Regions from separate parts of the Mus musculus genome. Here region 2 is linked to region 1. A link is a loop called in an ENCODE intact Hi-C map of the cell type or tissue named here. Cell type or tissue: left cerebral cortex. All regions are shown on one strand.

Region 1 (8,000 bases):
TAAAAACTGAAAATGAAACTAAAGGAAAAACAACAACAACAACAACAACACCACACACACAAATCTAAACTTTTATTTATATTTACTTTATTTATTTATTTTTAAGACCGAGTCTCACTATATAAATAGAGACTGGCAGAAAGCCCATCTTGCCAACCCAGCCTAGTAAATGATCAATGTTACAGGTGTGCAGTCTTGCCAAGCTCCAAGGGTTTTAGTTTTATTTCTTTTAATTATTTAAATTAAATTTATTTTTAAAATTTATGTGTACTGTATTTACATATTTTAAATCTTGCATCTAGATGCAAAGATTGCTATTTTTAGTGAGTAAGAGCAGATTGTTTCGTTTCTATGAACTTACACGTGAAGATTATCCAGTTGGCCCTCTCTGGAGTTGTGTCTGTCAGTCTATCTGATGCAGCTCCCGTGAAGAAGGAGGAGGAGGAGGAGCAGGAGGAGGAGGGAGAGGAAAGAAGGGAGCAAAGGAAAGCATTATAATTTGACCAAGCTCCATGTGGGAGGTAGTGGGATAAAAGGGATAGAGAGAGAGAATTGAATAGTGAAACATTCAGAGATATCCCTAACACCAAATCCCACTATCAGAGACAAGAGTGATCGGAAAAACCTGTTGCTACAGAAAGAAAAAATAATGCCCATCCTTATATGCAGTCCCGGGAGCAGTGGGCTAATAGCACATTGTAGGTTGTGGTAGGATCATTATAAAACTCTCTACCTGGGATGTTTGCTTGAGAAAGTATTTGAGGTAGCTTCCATTTTATGGAAACCCAGTGATTAATTTTCATTTCATAGCCGTTCACACTGTTAAAGTAGTAGACCTTTGTAGGAAGGTATCTAAGAAAAAGAACCAATCTTAAAGGTCTTTGGGCATATTGTTTTGAGCTACCTTAAGTGCCCTGAGTGTGTTTGTATTCACGTTCATCTTTTGTCCTGGGCTCAAAGCCTTGTTTAGGTTTTAAAATATTTACAAAGGGATCATATTCTATACTGTCTTTTAGGATTTTATTCCCATGAAGAGAGTCCATGACCACAGTAATTCTTTTTAAAAATTTTTTATTATTTTTATTAGGTATTTTCTTCATTTACATTTCCAATGCTATCCCAAAAGTCCCCCCCACGCTCCCCCCACCCCACTCCCACTTCTTGGCCCTGGCGGTCCCCTGTACTGAGGCATATAAAGTTTGCATGACCAATGGGGCACTCTTTCCACTGATGGCCGACTAGGCCATCTTCTGATATATATGCAGCTAGAGACACGAGCTCCTGGGGGGTACTGGTTAGTTCATATTGTTGTTCCACCTATAGGGTTGCAGATCCCTTTAGCTCCTTGGGTACTTTCTCTACCTCCTCCATTGGGGGCCCTGTGTTCCATCCAATAGCTGACTGTGAGCCTCCACTTCGACCACAGTAATTCCTATAAGGAAAATATTTAATTGGGGCTGGCTTACAGTTTCAGAGGTTTAGTCCATTATCATCATGGCAGGCAGGGAGCATGGCAGATGTGATACAGGAAAAGGAGCTGAGAGTTCTACATCTTGAACAACAGGCCCAGGAGACTGCGTATTGCCCTGGGTAGCTTGGGCCTGAGAGACCTCACTTACTATAACAACTTACAAGGAAGCCACACCTACTCCAAAACAGCCACACCTTCTAATAGTACCACTTTCTGTGGGCCAGGCATTGAAACACATGAGCCTTCTAATAGTACCACTTTCTGTGGGCCAGGCATTGAAACACATGAGTCTATGGGGGGTGGAGGGGGCATTCCTATTCCAACCACAGCAATACTTGGTTACCTTTTAAATCTAGGAAGATTCTTCATCTCTTTTGCTTTTTATGATATGGACAATTTCAATACTGATACTGTGTAGAATGTTGACTAAAATGTTGACTAAATTGAGGTTAAGTATTTTTGAAGGAGAATTATGGAGAAAACTATCCTACAGGCATTTTCATTTTCATTTATTTTTGTGTAATAAACTCCAAGCTCATAAGAGTGGTTTACATGTGCCCTCTTGAAGGTCATCTAGTGTCTATTAAGATATGAAATTCCGTTATCCTCCAGTGTGGCCAGCCCTGAATAGATAGATCCTTTATGACTTGGTTTTCTGTCTCCTGTAGAATGTCTGTTCCAATTAGGGAGGAGATTCTGGGAGTCTTGCCATGTAAGCCAGGGCTAGAACGGTGCCCAGAATATAGAAGAAGCTTACTAATTTTCTATAGAATGAACACATTTTTTTTTGTGCAACTGATGAAGCAGTGAAAATCTGATGGTTCACTCCTGTATCAGGAGGCCGAGCACTCTCCATTTTTAAAGCTTGCTTTGAATGAGTCTAAGAGTCCTGACTTATTCCTGGCTCTGGAATAAGTGTTCCTGGAGTCGCATTCATTGCTGCTGGCTTTCGTTCTCCCGCAGCTTCCCATGCAGTTCCTTAAAAGAAGTTACTGAGCATAGACTCTGGTCCATGGTCTAAACATAGGAAGGTGACGTAGAGAAGCCCCACTCATACCCTTGAGGAATCTATGTTACAGTAAGGGGAACACACACCAAGGAGTCCGCAGTTGCCTGTTCCGGGGCAGGCATCTCCAAGGGACTTCTCTCAGTTCTGGGCACATCTAAGAAGTGTAACACGTGACTTAGTTCATTGTGGACTTGTGGCCTCAAAAACGTGGTCACAAATTAGACATTCTCTGATCCCAAAAGGAAAAAGGAGTTATTCAACCTGAAGTTAGTAATTTTGGATATCTATCTATCTATCTATCTATCTATCTATCTATCTATCTATCATCTATCTTTCTATCTATCTATCTATCTATCTATCTATCTATCTATCTATCTACCTACCTACCTACCTATCTCTATCAATTATTTATGCATGTGCGTGTCTACAGCACTGAATGCATACTTAGTAAATCCATCTTCAGTTTATATAACTTCACTCAAGAGCCCTAGTTTCTTAACTATTAGTCATGTTGGGTAATGTTCGGTGAAAGCATATGTAGTTTTTCACTTACAGGTAAAGACACACAACTGCTGACAAATGTCCCTGAATCTCAATCTAAGCATGTGCTTTTTTTTTTTTTTTTTTTAAATTCCTTCTAAAGTGGTGTGAATATCAAGATGCCAATCAACTCCAGCGGGCCTGACTGGGTGACTGTGATTTCCAGGCGAACGAAAGGTAAAGACAACCGAGCTTGATGTTGTTTCCCCTTTCTTTAATAAAGTCCTTGTGTCCCGAGTGTTTCCCCTGCACGTTCTGCATGTGTACGAACAGGCATGCAGTTCCCTCAGGAGGCAGGTAAGTAAGCAAGCCTGTCAGATCTCCTGGAGCTGGGCTGTCAGCCATGTGGCTGCTAGGAACCCTGTCTTGGTCCCCGCAGTCCCAGTGGACTGGACATGCCCAATGTTGCATTTTTGTTAGGGGAATTGTTGTACAAATATATATATATATTAACCCATTCATATGCCATGGCTACTTCTGAGTATAATCTGGAACTATTAAAAGCTTAATTAAAAAAAAATCAGCTAGAGCTTGTGTCCTTAATTCTGGGTTTTGCTGTGAACGCTAATGTGAAAGCTGTCTTCTCTTGCTTCCATTATACACTCTATATTTGTCTCTTCAGAAGTGAGTCCCTAGAAGAGTGCCTCTCAACCTGTGGGTCTCGACCCCTTTGGGGGCCAAATGACTTTCACAGGGGTTTTGTCCAAGGCCATTGAAAAACACAGATATTTACATTATGATTCACAAAGTAGCAAAATTACAGTTGTGAAGTAGCAATGAGATAAGGGTATGGTTTGAGCTCACCAGAACATGAGGGTCACCGCATTAGGAAGGTTGAGAACCATTGTTCTAGAGCTGGGTTATCCATTGTGGAAACTCCTAGTCTTTTGTGGCTATTAAAACAGAGATGAGCCAGGCGGTGGTGGCGCACACTTTTAATCCCAGCACTTGGGAGGCAGAGGCAGGCAGATTTCTGAGTTTGAGGCCAGCCTGGTCTACAAAGTGAGTTCCAGGACAGTCAGGACTATACAGAGAAACCCTGTCTCACAAAACAAAACAAAACAAAACAAAAAACAAACAAACAGAACAAAAAACAAAACAAAACAAAAAAAAACCAAAACCCAAAAACCCAGAAATGACTTGAAATGAAAAACAAAACCCACCAACCTCAACTTTTAGAATCTCACACACACAGCAACTTGCATCATATTTGGCAGTATATAAAAAGTTCTGTTGGCGGGTGTTGTTCTATAGATAATCATGGCATATGTAAATTGTCTTGGGAAGTGTTAAGCACTTGAGTAGAGGGTGGGCTTCCGACTCAGTAGGTCAGTGTCCAATTTTAGCATGCCCATGGCCTAGGGCTCAGTCTGTGATGAGCACTGACACACAAGCACAAACAAATCACAAGTTGATGCCGTTCTGATTTGTATTGATTTGTATTCTGCATTGATACAGAAGAGTAAGCTGCGAGCATCGGCTTACATCACTCATTCTTGGGAGGATGAGGGAGGGGAACTGCTTTGAGTTCAAGGCTAGCCTGCACTATAAGCATGACTTCCAGGCTAGCCTTGGCTACAGAGTGAGACTCTGTCTCAAAGCACCAAAACCATAGAGCGAAACTCAGAGGAGTGCGGTGCCTTTGCTGTAGTAAATTTAGAGAGCTAGGAGACACTGTGCGGGTGGGAGAGAGAGCTTTGTTGTTATTGAGAGCAACTGTCTCCCACACTGCGTAAATTGCCATCCTCTTTGCCACAGGCACTGGGTGTAGTACACTCATGCACCCAGTGGAAGGCTATTAGATAGATGTAAGCTGTGCAGAAAGAAGCCAAGAGCCAGGACGACCTCAAGGGGGCAGTGTGGTCCTTCGTTTCCTGACTGACAAACCCACTGCGGCCACACCTGTAGATTTTCTTCACTGCATCTTAAGGCTTTTTGCTTGTTTGTTTTGGTTTTGTTTTTTTTTTTTCCCCCAATGGATCTGAGTTTTAAAATGTGATAGTTATGTGCTTTAAAACACTGGCATCTAGTTCAGAATTCATGAAAAAAATTATATGATGTAGATAAAATTCATAAACCATATGCAGTCCGGCTTCCACTGTTAGATGTGAGAAGTCTTAGTCTCCTGATGAGTGTGCTTGCTGCTTGAGCCGGATGGCTTGCCAGTTGTAGGGATGTGTGTGTAGTGCGTGTGGTATTTCTCAGGAACACTGCACTTCAACGCTTACTTACTAATGAACCCATCCTTTTCTCCTTCAAAGCTGGCCTGGTGCGTTGTATTCCCAAGTGTGATTAATAGGAGGAGCTTTTTGCTCTTCAAAAAAATGGGGGGTGGGGGTGGGACGGAAAGGGAGGTTTGAGACAGGCCTTCTCTGTGTAGCCCTGGCTGTCCTAGAACTTGCTCTGTAGACCAGGCTGTCCTTGAACTCAGAGATCCACCTGTCTTTGCTGTCCGAGGGGTGGGATTAAAAGCGTTGACCACCAACACTTGGGTCCATTCTTCACAATAAGTTGTTTTGCTTGTTTTATAGATGTGTTTGCTTTATGTATATGAGTACTCTGTTTCCGTGTACACCTGCAAGCCAGAAGAGGGCATTGGATCCCATTCCAGATGGTTGTGAGCCACCAGGTGGTTACTGGAAATTGAACTTAAAGACTTCTGGAAGAGCAGCCAGTTCTCTTAACCATTGAGCTATCTTTCCAGATCTCCCCCCTCCCCCCATTCTTCAAAATTTTAATAATGGGAAATTCCTTATCCAGTGTGGACAGAACATGCACAAAGATTTTAGGATCCAGTTAGACATAGCTCGGCTTGACTCATGGCTGCATTGCTTCATATCTACCCACGTGTCCCATTTACCTTGTTCTGAAGCCAATCAGGCAGAGGTTTTATAGTTTGCCTCTAATTAACAGGTTCCAGGTCAGCCAGAAAGTGGTATGGGTTTGTGATGTACAATTTTGGGTAGAGAGAAGACAGATTAAATTAGCAGGGGAAGTTTTTTTTTTTTGTTTTTGTTTTTGTTTTTTTATGGGAGAAAGTAACTCAAAGTTATTAGGTACAGGATTCTCTGGCTTTGAGTAAGAAAGTCATACTGTAGCAGGTATATAACTAGGAAAAAAAATGCTTTGTGTATCCAAGGAGCTCAGACTGAGAGAGACCTTCCCATTGGTCCACAACTTCCAGAGGTGGCAGTTTAAGACCCTATTGAGAGTCTCTGTTTTTCTTTCTATGCAAACATTCTGTTTCTACTTAAACTTTTCCCTACTGTCTTAGTTAGAATTTCCATTGCTGTGAAGAGACACCATGACCGAGGCAAGTCTTATAAAGGAAAACCAGTTAACTGGGGCTGGCTTGCAGGTTCAGAGGTCCAGTCTGTTATCATCAAGGTGGAAGCACGGCACAGGCATGGCACAGGAGGAACTGAGAGTTCTACATCTTCATCTAAAGGAAGCCAGGAGCAGACTGGCTTCCAGGAAGCAGGAGGAGGGACTCCAAGCCCACACTTCCTCCAACAAGGCCACACCTCCTAATAGTGCCACTCCCTGGGCCAAGCATATTCAAATCACCACACCTGTTAACGTCAGCTTCTGTTGGATTTAACTGTAGCAATGGTTTCTATGATATTCCTTTCGAGATGTGTTGATTGGAATGCTGGTGTGAAGAAGGGTAATCCTTTTTCCTGTCTACAGCACTATGTACTTGCCATTATATTTGCTTGTAATGTAATTGCCTGCCTGCCTTCCTTCCTTCCTTCCTTCCTTCCTTCCTTCCTTCCTCCCTCCCTCCCTCCCTCCCTCCCTCCCTTCCTTCCTCCCTCCCTCTCTTCCTCCCTCCCTCCCTCCCTCCCTCCCTCCCTCCCTCCCTCCCTCCCTCCCTCCCTCCCTCTCTTCCTCCCTCCCTCCCTCCCTCTCTTCCTCCCTCCCTCCCTCCCTTCCTTTCTTTGAGACAGAGTTTTATTATGTAGCCCTGGCTTTCATGGAACTGGATATGTAGAACAGGCTGGACTCGGACTCACAGAAAGTGCTGAGACCAACGGTGCACATCACCGTGCTCAGCAACTTTGTTTTTGAGACTCAGTTAAACTCAGTCACAATTTCTGTGTGTGTGTGTGTATATGCATGTGCCAAAAATTGTTCCTAATTTGACAATTGAAAACCTTTTCGGTTTGGTTTCTGTAAACCCACACTGGCCTCAAATACGAAATTTGCCTGCCTCCGCCTCCCCGCTGCCGCCAGGATTTCCAGCCTGTGCCATTGTTCCTCATCCCTTTGATTTACGCTTCTCTCTCTTTCTCTCTCTCTCTCTCTCTCTCCCTCTCTCTCTCTATCCCCCTCTCTCTCTTAATTACCTTTTTTTATTAGATGTTTCTTTATTTACATTTTAGATGTTATCCCCTTTCCTGGTTTTCCCTCTGAAAACTCCCTCCCCCATCCCCCTGCTCCCCAACCCACCCACTCTTGCTTCCTGGCCCTGGCATTTCCCTATACTGGGGCATAGCACCTTCACAGGATCAAGGGCCTCTCCTCCCATTGATGTCCTACTAGGCTATCCTCTGCTACATATGCAGCTAGAGCCATGAGTCTCTCTGTGTGTTTTGATTGGTGATTTACTCCCAGGGAGCTCTGGGAGTACTGGTTAGTTCTTATTGTTGTTCCTCCTAGGGGGCTGAAAACCCCTTCAGCTCCTTGGTTCCTTTCTCTAGCTCCTCCATTGGGGACCCTGTGCTCAGTCCAATGAATAGCTGTGAGTATCCACTTCTGTATTTGTCAGGCACTGGCAGAGCCTCTCAGGAGACAGCTATGTCAGGCTCCTATCAGCAAGCTCTTGTTGGCATCTGCAGTAGTGTCTGGGTTTGGTGGTTGTATATGGGATGGATCCCTTGGTAGGGCAGTCTCTGGATGGTCCTTCCTCCTGCCTCAGCTCCGAACTTTGTCTCTGTAACTCCTTCTATGGGTATTTTGTTCATCATTCTAAGAAGG
Region 2 (8,000 bases), 330 kb after region 1:
ATGGTTCACAAATGCCTTCCAATATGTTCATGTCGTGTGTGTGTGTGTATGTGTGTGTGTGTGTGTGTGTTAAGATAATAATTAGCTGGAAACAGGCAAGTCAAAAGCATCCTTATATAACAAATATCTTCCATGAATATTTTCACACACATACAAAAACAAAACAAAACAACTCTTAGTCAGCAACACAGAAGAGTAAGACCAAAGCCATGCATTGGTTGGGTTGTAAAAGCTGATTACATGGGAAATCCAAGACAAGAAAGGTTGGTTGTTATATGGTTCTCTTTAAGACAGGTTTTAAAAGAATAGGCTGTCTTAGGGTGTATTATTAACTCAGCTGTGAGATTCAGAAAAGGTTTCAGTCTCTGGAGATATAAATGATATTTTCATAGTAATGTGTCTCTACAAGGTAACACTCCCGAGTCAGATTGGAGCAACTTACTCTAGTGGTCAGCAGTGAGGGAGACTGACTCCTGTCAACCATATATGGCACATTTCAAAGCAAGCAGAAAAGTCCCAATGGGTAGAAATGACACATTTGAAGAAGTGAAAATCTTTATTACTCTGATTAGGCCATTGCACTGTAAGTGTATTGGATTATCGTGCTGATCATAAACATGTTATAAATATGTATGAACTGAAAATGTTTTGAAAAGAGTGTACATCACGAGTGTTTTAGTTCAATCAACATGCTGGAAATGCTAACGTAGGTGATTTCTCAAAGACTGGATCTGTTTATATGCCGTTAGGGTCCCCAAACACTATAAAATTATTCCTATTTTAGTAGCAGTGGATGAAGGGGCTTACTGAGACTTGTGTTAAAACTTAACCTTACCACTTATCTTCCTCCTTGAAATGTGGTGTCATTCAGTTGTATTTGGACAGTTAATTAAGTTAATGCTATGTTTCTTCTGCTATCTTTTGCTATGTCTAATTTTCAGTGAAGTTGGTATGAAATATATATAGTTTCTTCTAGAAGATCATACTCATCTCAATGGGGAAAAAGTAGGAATGAAAGGAAACAAGATCCTCTTATGTCTGAGGATTCAAATGGTGGTAATTACAAAAGACAACTAAGAGTATTGTAAGTCTTGGTGAGGTTTTTTTGCTTTTATGGTTTTGTTGTTGTTTGTTTGTTGCCTAATATTAGAAGAAAGGGTAGAGGAAGGGAAAGGAATAATTAAATCTGTAGACTATTTATTTTTAATTTAATTTACTTTTAGTTTTTTACATATTCACTTTACATCCCACTCACTGTCCCCTTCCTGATCACCCCATCCCACAATCCTTCCATCATATTCACCTCCCCTTCTCCTCTGAGCAAGTGGGAACCCCTCTGGGTATCCTCCCAACCTGGCCTTTCAATTCTTTTCGAGGTGAGGTGCTTCCTCTCCCATTGAGGGCAGGCATTTTATTTGTTTAATGTTTCATAGTTCAATAAAAATACAGGCAGAAATGAAGAATAACTAAGTGCTCCCCAGATTATGCACAGACAGGCTGCTAGGAATTTTAATACACTGTAGCCTCCATCTGACACACTTTCCCCTCTATCCTCTCTACAAATAAACACCCAAGAATTGGACAAGTTAAAGTCTTGACCATTAGAAAGATGTTGAGGTTAAAAATCATAGATATTCTCTCCAAGTCATGCTGTATACATAGCTTTCTGATTTATTTCATGGAACACATATCACAGCACTGCTTTGGAGTTCCCTGAATAAAACCTGATAGTTCAGACTGTAAAGTAAACAACAAAATCCATCCCCTCTTTATCACTGAATACTCCTGGAGATAAAAATTCTTTTTAGAAATTAGGACATCTGTTACCTTAAAGGCTATATTTTAGAAATGAGCGCGTGCGCATGTGTGTGTGTGTGTGTGTGTGTGTACATATTGTAGGGCTCAAAGGAAAAAAATGGCAAATGATATAAAGAACTTCACGTTAAGAGAGTTAATATTTTACCACTCTTGCTATCTCTCTTTATTACTTCTTTTTCTCTTGAGTGTTTCAAAGCTAATACCAGGAATTTTATCATTTTGGAACACACACCTCTAGTCAAAAAAGTTTTTTTTTTATTTCATAACTATGCCATTACTCAGCCTGATGAAAATTGAAAATATTCCTTCATGCTCTCTGATATTGAATATCCTCCATTAGCGTCCTGGTTTGGACTCTGACCCACCCGATTCATTTTAACCCAGTTAAGACACTGGTCTCTCATTAGTGGATTTACAAGGGGGACAGTGAACTATTCCTTCTTCATTTCAAAGCATCACTTATACCTTCATTTCCAATGTTCTCTCATTTTTCAAACTTGAATCCAGTTGCCATAGGGAAATGAGATCAATAAGTGAGAGTCATGCTAAGTTATTTTTCTGGTAAGAGATATTAACTCAAAATTTTAGAGTTCCTTCTGATTAGAGCCACATTCCTCCTCCGCCCTTGGGGAACTAGAGAAAAAGAGTGAGCCCAGTTGCCCGGTATAAAGCAGAGCTCCCTCCTGGGAAGCAAGGAGTTTTCTGTTCATGAGACTGGCATGGTTGTGTATATTTTCAAATATCTATAGTAGCATCAGCTGTAGTGGGCCACCAGTTTCTGCATTTAGTGGACTCTTATTTAGTGCTCATTGTGTGCCAAGTATATTAATAACAAGAGCACAGGGCATAAGGCAAAATGTATGATAGGGAAATTGCAATAAAGTACAGTAGGTCTCAATAGCAAATTACCTCTCTATCGGGATGATATTGGTCAAAGGGGCATTTAGCTTGGACTTTAAATGACTTGTAAACTTTGAATAATAGGAGAGGAAAGTGGTCCGTGGTAGAAGAGGGTGTAAGCAAAGGCAGGTGAGAAGGGAGGTCAAAGCACTGCAGGTGAGTGGTGACAGCCAGGAGAACATGGCACTCTCTTTAGGCCAAACACCACATAATGTCGTGACTAGCCATGCTGTGCAGCTAGGTGTAGCTATATAATAACCCAGTAAACAGAGATTCCGGTAACTCCTATCAGTTGCTGCTGCTGGGAACTATTAGTCATCCAACATACTTTGGATGTCAAGACAATGATTGTTAATGAGTGACCAAGCAAGAAAGCTGATGACTGTTCAAGACATCCAGTGCAAAGAGATGTAATAATTAATCCATTATTTTACCTCCATGTGGTTGGGAATTTCTCAACTACCTCAGAAAGGTTCGGAAGGTCAAATTCTATTCAGTAAAGGTTTTTGTGTGAGACTAGGTCTTCCTCTTTGAACGGCTTATTCATTATTCTCATGTAATGTTTTGCTTGTTTTCTTAATTTTTCAAATTTTAAGCTATGTTGATAACATATTAAAATTTGTATTGATTCTGAAACAAGGCTTGTAACAGATGCCATTTAATGACTATAGATCAGATTAAAATAGTTGACAGCGTTATTGCTTAGAGTTTGTTGTTCTGCATTTAGCATTGACCTACAGAAAAAGAGTTGTTCAGCATCCAAAACTAGAGCATGTCTTACAGTTTTGGGCAAAAGTGTCTTCTGTCATTCTCAACATGACCTAGAAATGCAGTTTCAGCTGACAGCGCTCCATGTGTTGATTTAGTGCTGGGCAATGTATCAGGTAGATGGTAATTACATGACATAATCCTCGTAACTATTGTCTGACAGAAATAAACACAATTGTCTTCATTGTAGAGGTAAGGGAACCAGAGCTTAGGAAGGGTTAGTAATTTATGCTGGATCACATAGGAGAAGCTGCAGAGCTGGTTTTGAAGCTCGTCTCTCTGTTGTGACAGGGCACAGAGCATCTGTGCATGACGGGGGCTCACACGTTGAAACAAGAAGCTGGTGGAAAGAGAATAATCTGATGGGTCTCTTCCCCTGTCTGCCTCTCCCAGACCCCACCCTTTTCCTCATTTCTGGCTCTTTAATTCTTCAAGCCTCTGTCTCTTTGTTCTCTTGACTGAATTTTCTGGTTGATTACTATTAACTGACTTTACTGGCTTATCTTTAGGGTGTTAGACCTTTCTCACAGGGGAATTAGGAAGACAAATAGCAAGAAATCAATGAAGGAATATAGACTATGTCATCACATTGTAAATTCTGGGTTTGCATTGCCCTAGAAGCATAAAGAAGGCAGGGGAAGGTCTGAAGTCTAGGAGACAATACTGCGCTAGAGTTGTGTCCTCAAAGAAGAAAACCCATCCATGCAGGTGAGGTGTAGGAAGGGCTCTTTAGGTGGGTGTGTTTATATTTAGACACCGAAAAGTACTGCAGACTGCTGGCCAGTGGAGAGCTTTCTGATAGTTCTGGGAGATAGAGTTGGAGAGAAAGGCAGGGGCCAGAGCTGAAGCACAGTGTGCTAAGTTAAAATCCTATTGTCAGCTAGAGGAATTCATTACAAGGCTGTAAGCTAGAGAAATGTCTAGTTTTCTGTTGTGGAGATCACATTCCATGCAATTGTTTTTCACATGACCAACTTCTATGACTGGAAAAAGAAACTCTGAGGTTGTACCAAGATCTTCCTTAGTGAAAGAATTTGGTGTTCTTATCCTAACTCGTGGTCTCAGAAGTTCTGCTTAGCTGGGAAAGAGGCAGCTTTTGTGCACTGATCCTCAAGAAAAGGTGTTTTATACACACACACACACACACACACACACACACACACACACACACACACACAACACACACACACACACACACACACACACACACACACACACACAGGCCCTACTTCCTTTCAGAGTTTCTCTTTCCATGTCCTCATGTCCTCCAAGGTTCAGAGCAACTATATTACCAATAATAACATTCTAGGAAGCTTTGTTCTGCAGTTACTTCTGAAGGCTGGGGGAAATTCAGTGAATTTTTCTGCAGAGAACAAACCCACAGAGAAAACTGAGTAGGAGAAGCAGTAGGTGGCACCAGAAGTTTCAAAGATCAGACAATAAAAGAACTGTAGGCTTCTTAATGTGGATAAGCTTTGCATACTCATCATTCAAAAAGTGTTGTTAAATTGCATCCTTCAGCATATTTTGACCTGTATGTGTGCATGTATATGTTTGTGTGTATAACTGTGTGTGTATGTATGTGTACATGGTTGTGGAGACCATAGGCCATCCTCCAATGCCATTCCTCATGAGAGGCACTGTGTTCCTGTGATAGGGCTAGGGTTCTCATTGGTATGGGTCCACTGACTGGGTTGGCTTTTCTGGCTAGCCAGTTCCAGGTACCCACTTGTCTCTGCTTTCCCGTTTCTGCTGCCTTGAATAACTTTTAAATGGGTTCTGGGATTAAACTCAGGTCCCTGTACCAAGCACTTTACGGACTGAGCTTATCCTTTTTTTTTTTTAAATATTGACAGCTATGTTTTCTCACTTAACTGTTTAAGAAAGTACAAGTAGAACTTCTGCTGTGCTGCACATACTAGAAATTTTATGCTGAAACGAGAACATTACTCTTTTATCTGTATATTTAACAATCTGATAGCATCCAATATACAAGTAGGCAACTGGCCTCTGACAATTCAATCAAGCATAGTATACCATCACATACTGTAGCATACTATAACACAGTGTACTGTAACATAGGTACCCTTGCAATCTGACACCATCCAAATACAACCAGACAACTGGCCTATGGCACTCCAATAAAGCATAGTAAAATTAAATGATAGTGGATCCAGCGATCCTAAAAGCAAAATGATTGGTAGGAATGTTAAGTAGCAAACTTGCCTCACTTCAAATTTTGCCGCAATGCTGATACTAGTTAGGCAAATATTTATTGTCAAAGCCGTTCCAACTTACTTTCCCCCAACTTTTTCTGGGGCTCAGAAAAATATACCTCAGCTATTAATGGTGCCTGATGACTGAGGTCAATCCTGGGGATTCACTCGGTGAGAAAACGCATTCCTGTAATCTCTGACTTTTGCAGGCATGCAGGCACACACACATGCATACACGAAAAAAAGAATACAAATAAAACATTAAAAATATATATTAAGTGCTATATTCTTATACACAGACATTCTTTGCATAGCTATATTTTTATTTACCACAACCATTTTACTCTCTGGAAATTTTCTTCTTTACTTGTACATATGGTGTATGCATATATATGTAAATTCCTCCTCTGGTCTTTCATGCTGGGACAGCTTATATGAACAATTTTCTCAGGACCACAACATCTCAGAGAAGTCCGTTATAGGAATAATCCTAAACCAGGTGGTGGTGGAAGCAGCAAATGCCTTTAATTCCAGCTTGTGAGCTGGAGGCAGAGACAGGCAGATCTCCGTGAATTCTAGGCTAGCCTGGTCTATGGAGTGAGTTCCAGACACACGAAGAAGCCCTGTCTCCAAAAACCAAAAGAGGAATCATCATTATTATCATCACCATCACCACCACCAGCACTACCATCATCATCATCCATATGTCTGGTTCTCTTATTTTAACTAGTGGATGGAATCAAGACTTGTAATAAGGTCAAGGATGCTATTTGAATGTTTCCTATCTAAAACTCACTAACTGATACTTGATGTCCCTGGTGACAGTGTTCAGATGCCAGGTAAGGCATCTCTGATGGAGCAGGCAGTGAGTTATCCTCTGACCACCCCAGCTGATTGATCTATACATTGAATAGGACCAGTTCCAGAGTTCATTATGCCCGTGGGCCTCGCTTTTTCATTTTTACGGATGTAGTTTTACATAAAAACAAATGTCAGCGGAGAGTTGTCACTACGGCTGGTTTTTAAAGCAACAGAGACTGTAAGACAGAGTCAGGAGCCACGTTCGTATTTCAGACATAAAAATGTGCCAATCACTGGCAAGATCTTGATGCCCCCACATGTAAAAGCAGAGTGTTGGCTACAGGAACTTTACAATTCTCTATAGCTCTACTATTTAACAACAATAGTAATGTTGCCTACAACAGAGACAATGTTACAGTTCCATTAAAGGTGGTAAGATGAATCGGTTAGTTGAGGGTGGGTGCTCCAGGGAAGGGGTATGGAGAAGCCCCAGTGGTGTCAACTAAAGGAGCCACAGACTGTAGATGCATGACTGGAGTGAATGCCTCCTGCCAAGGGCTAAAAGTACGAAGATGATGGGCACAGTTGAGTAATGAGATGGCAGATAATCAATTACAGCCAGTTTATAGTGAGTCACAACATTATCCGATACTAAACTATTGTTTGTCAAGGAAATACGTGGTTAGGTTCTGGTAGCCTTAGGTCAGAATATTTTATTCAATAGAGTAATACATAACCCTGCTTTAAAAGTGATTTTAAAACACCTATTTTCCCATATTTATTGTTGACTGATTAATGCTGAATCCACAGACGGTGAAATTATCTCATTCCTGATAAGTCATATGACTTATCAAATATCTACATTGTATCCTATGGAATAGTACAGTGATTTTTATAGCCAGAAACACTAACCAATATTCCAATAGTATGATTGATGTCTATCTTAAATGATGAAATTGCCAAGAAATCATGTTGGCATGATCAAAATATCCATGGCACCCACGAATGGCCAAACATGGAGGACCACATTGTTTACAGTCTGAGGACTGCCCAGGAAGAGAGCGCTGCCCTGCTTGACTTCAGTGAGAAGCCTGCCTGTGAGACAGTTGAAAGGTGTTGCTGCTTAGAACATGGCAGTAAATGATTTTGAGAGTGCAGAATCTACCAGGAGAACCCAAGATTGAGAAACAGCATGGCATGTCAAACATATGCTTTTATATTTCAGCATCTTCATCAAATTTGGAGTCCCCTGGGGGGAAATTGGTCCCTTATTTATGATTAGGACTGCTTTTCCCCACATTATCTGCCTTGTTGGTAAATTATGAAAACTGAGTTGTTTAAAATGAAGTATGAAGTAAACTCAATCCAAGACACCAGTTCTCCCTGCACACGGAACACACAAGTTTTTCAGATTTGTGCTTGATAGTTTATGTTTGAACCAGTTCTGGAAAATGTAGTAACAAAAGTTATGTCTGTTGACATCCTGTGTTCACCTCA

Evidence for each region. Hi-C counts contacts between places; a loop is a spot of excess contacts. Peaks named below come from ENCODE experiments on the same cell type or tissue, not always from the same donor. Only the 100,000 strongest peaks of a DNase experiment are listed, where the experiment ranks them.
Region 2: a loop joins it to region 1, with 3 times the contacts of the local background. A loop is called at or near these places in 17 of 42 quality-filtered maps.

Annotation. Positions count from the first base shown.
Region 1 is chr16:55,855,503-55,863,502 of GRCm38, reverse strand. Nxpe3 (neurexophilin and PC-esterase domain family, member 3) reads left to right here. Exons shown (of 6, transcript NM_001134457.1): 4 at 3,124-3,197. Among named protein-coding and RNA genes, the nearest start is that of Nxpe3, 36 kb to the left of the region's middle. In left cerebral cortex, a CTCF peak has its summit at 4,853 (motif pointing right); DNase peaks (open chromatin) are centred at 2,256 and 4,849; H3K27ac peaks cover 525 bases.
Region 2 is chr16:55,527,920-55,535,919 of GRCm38, reverse strand. The region is part of intron 1 of Gm45968 (a long non-coding RNA gene); the gene reads left to right. Among named protein-coding and RNA genes, the nearest start is that of Mir5118, 37 kb to the right of the region's middle. In left cerebral cortex, no CTCF peak of the experiment used is centred here; a DNase peak (open chromatin) is centred at 4,906.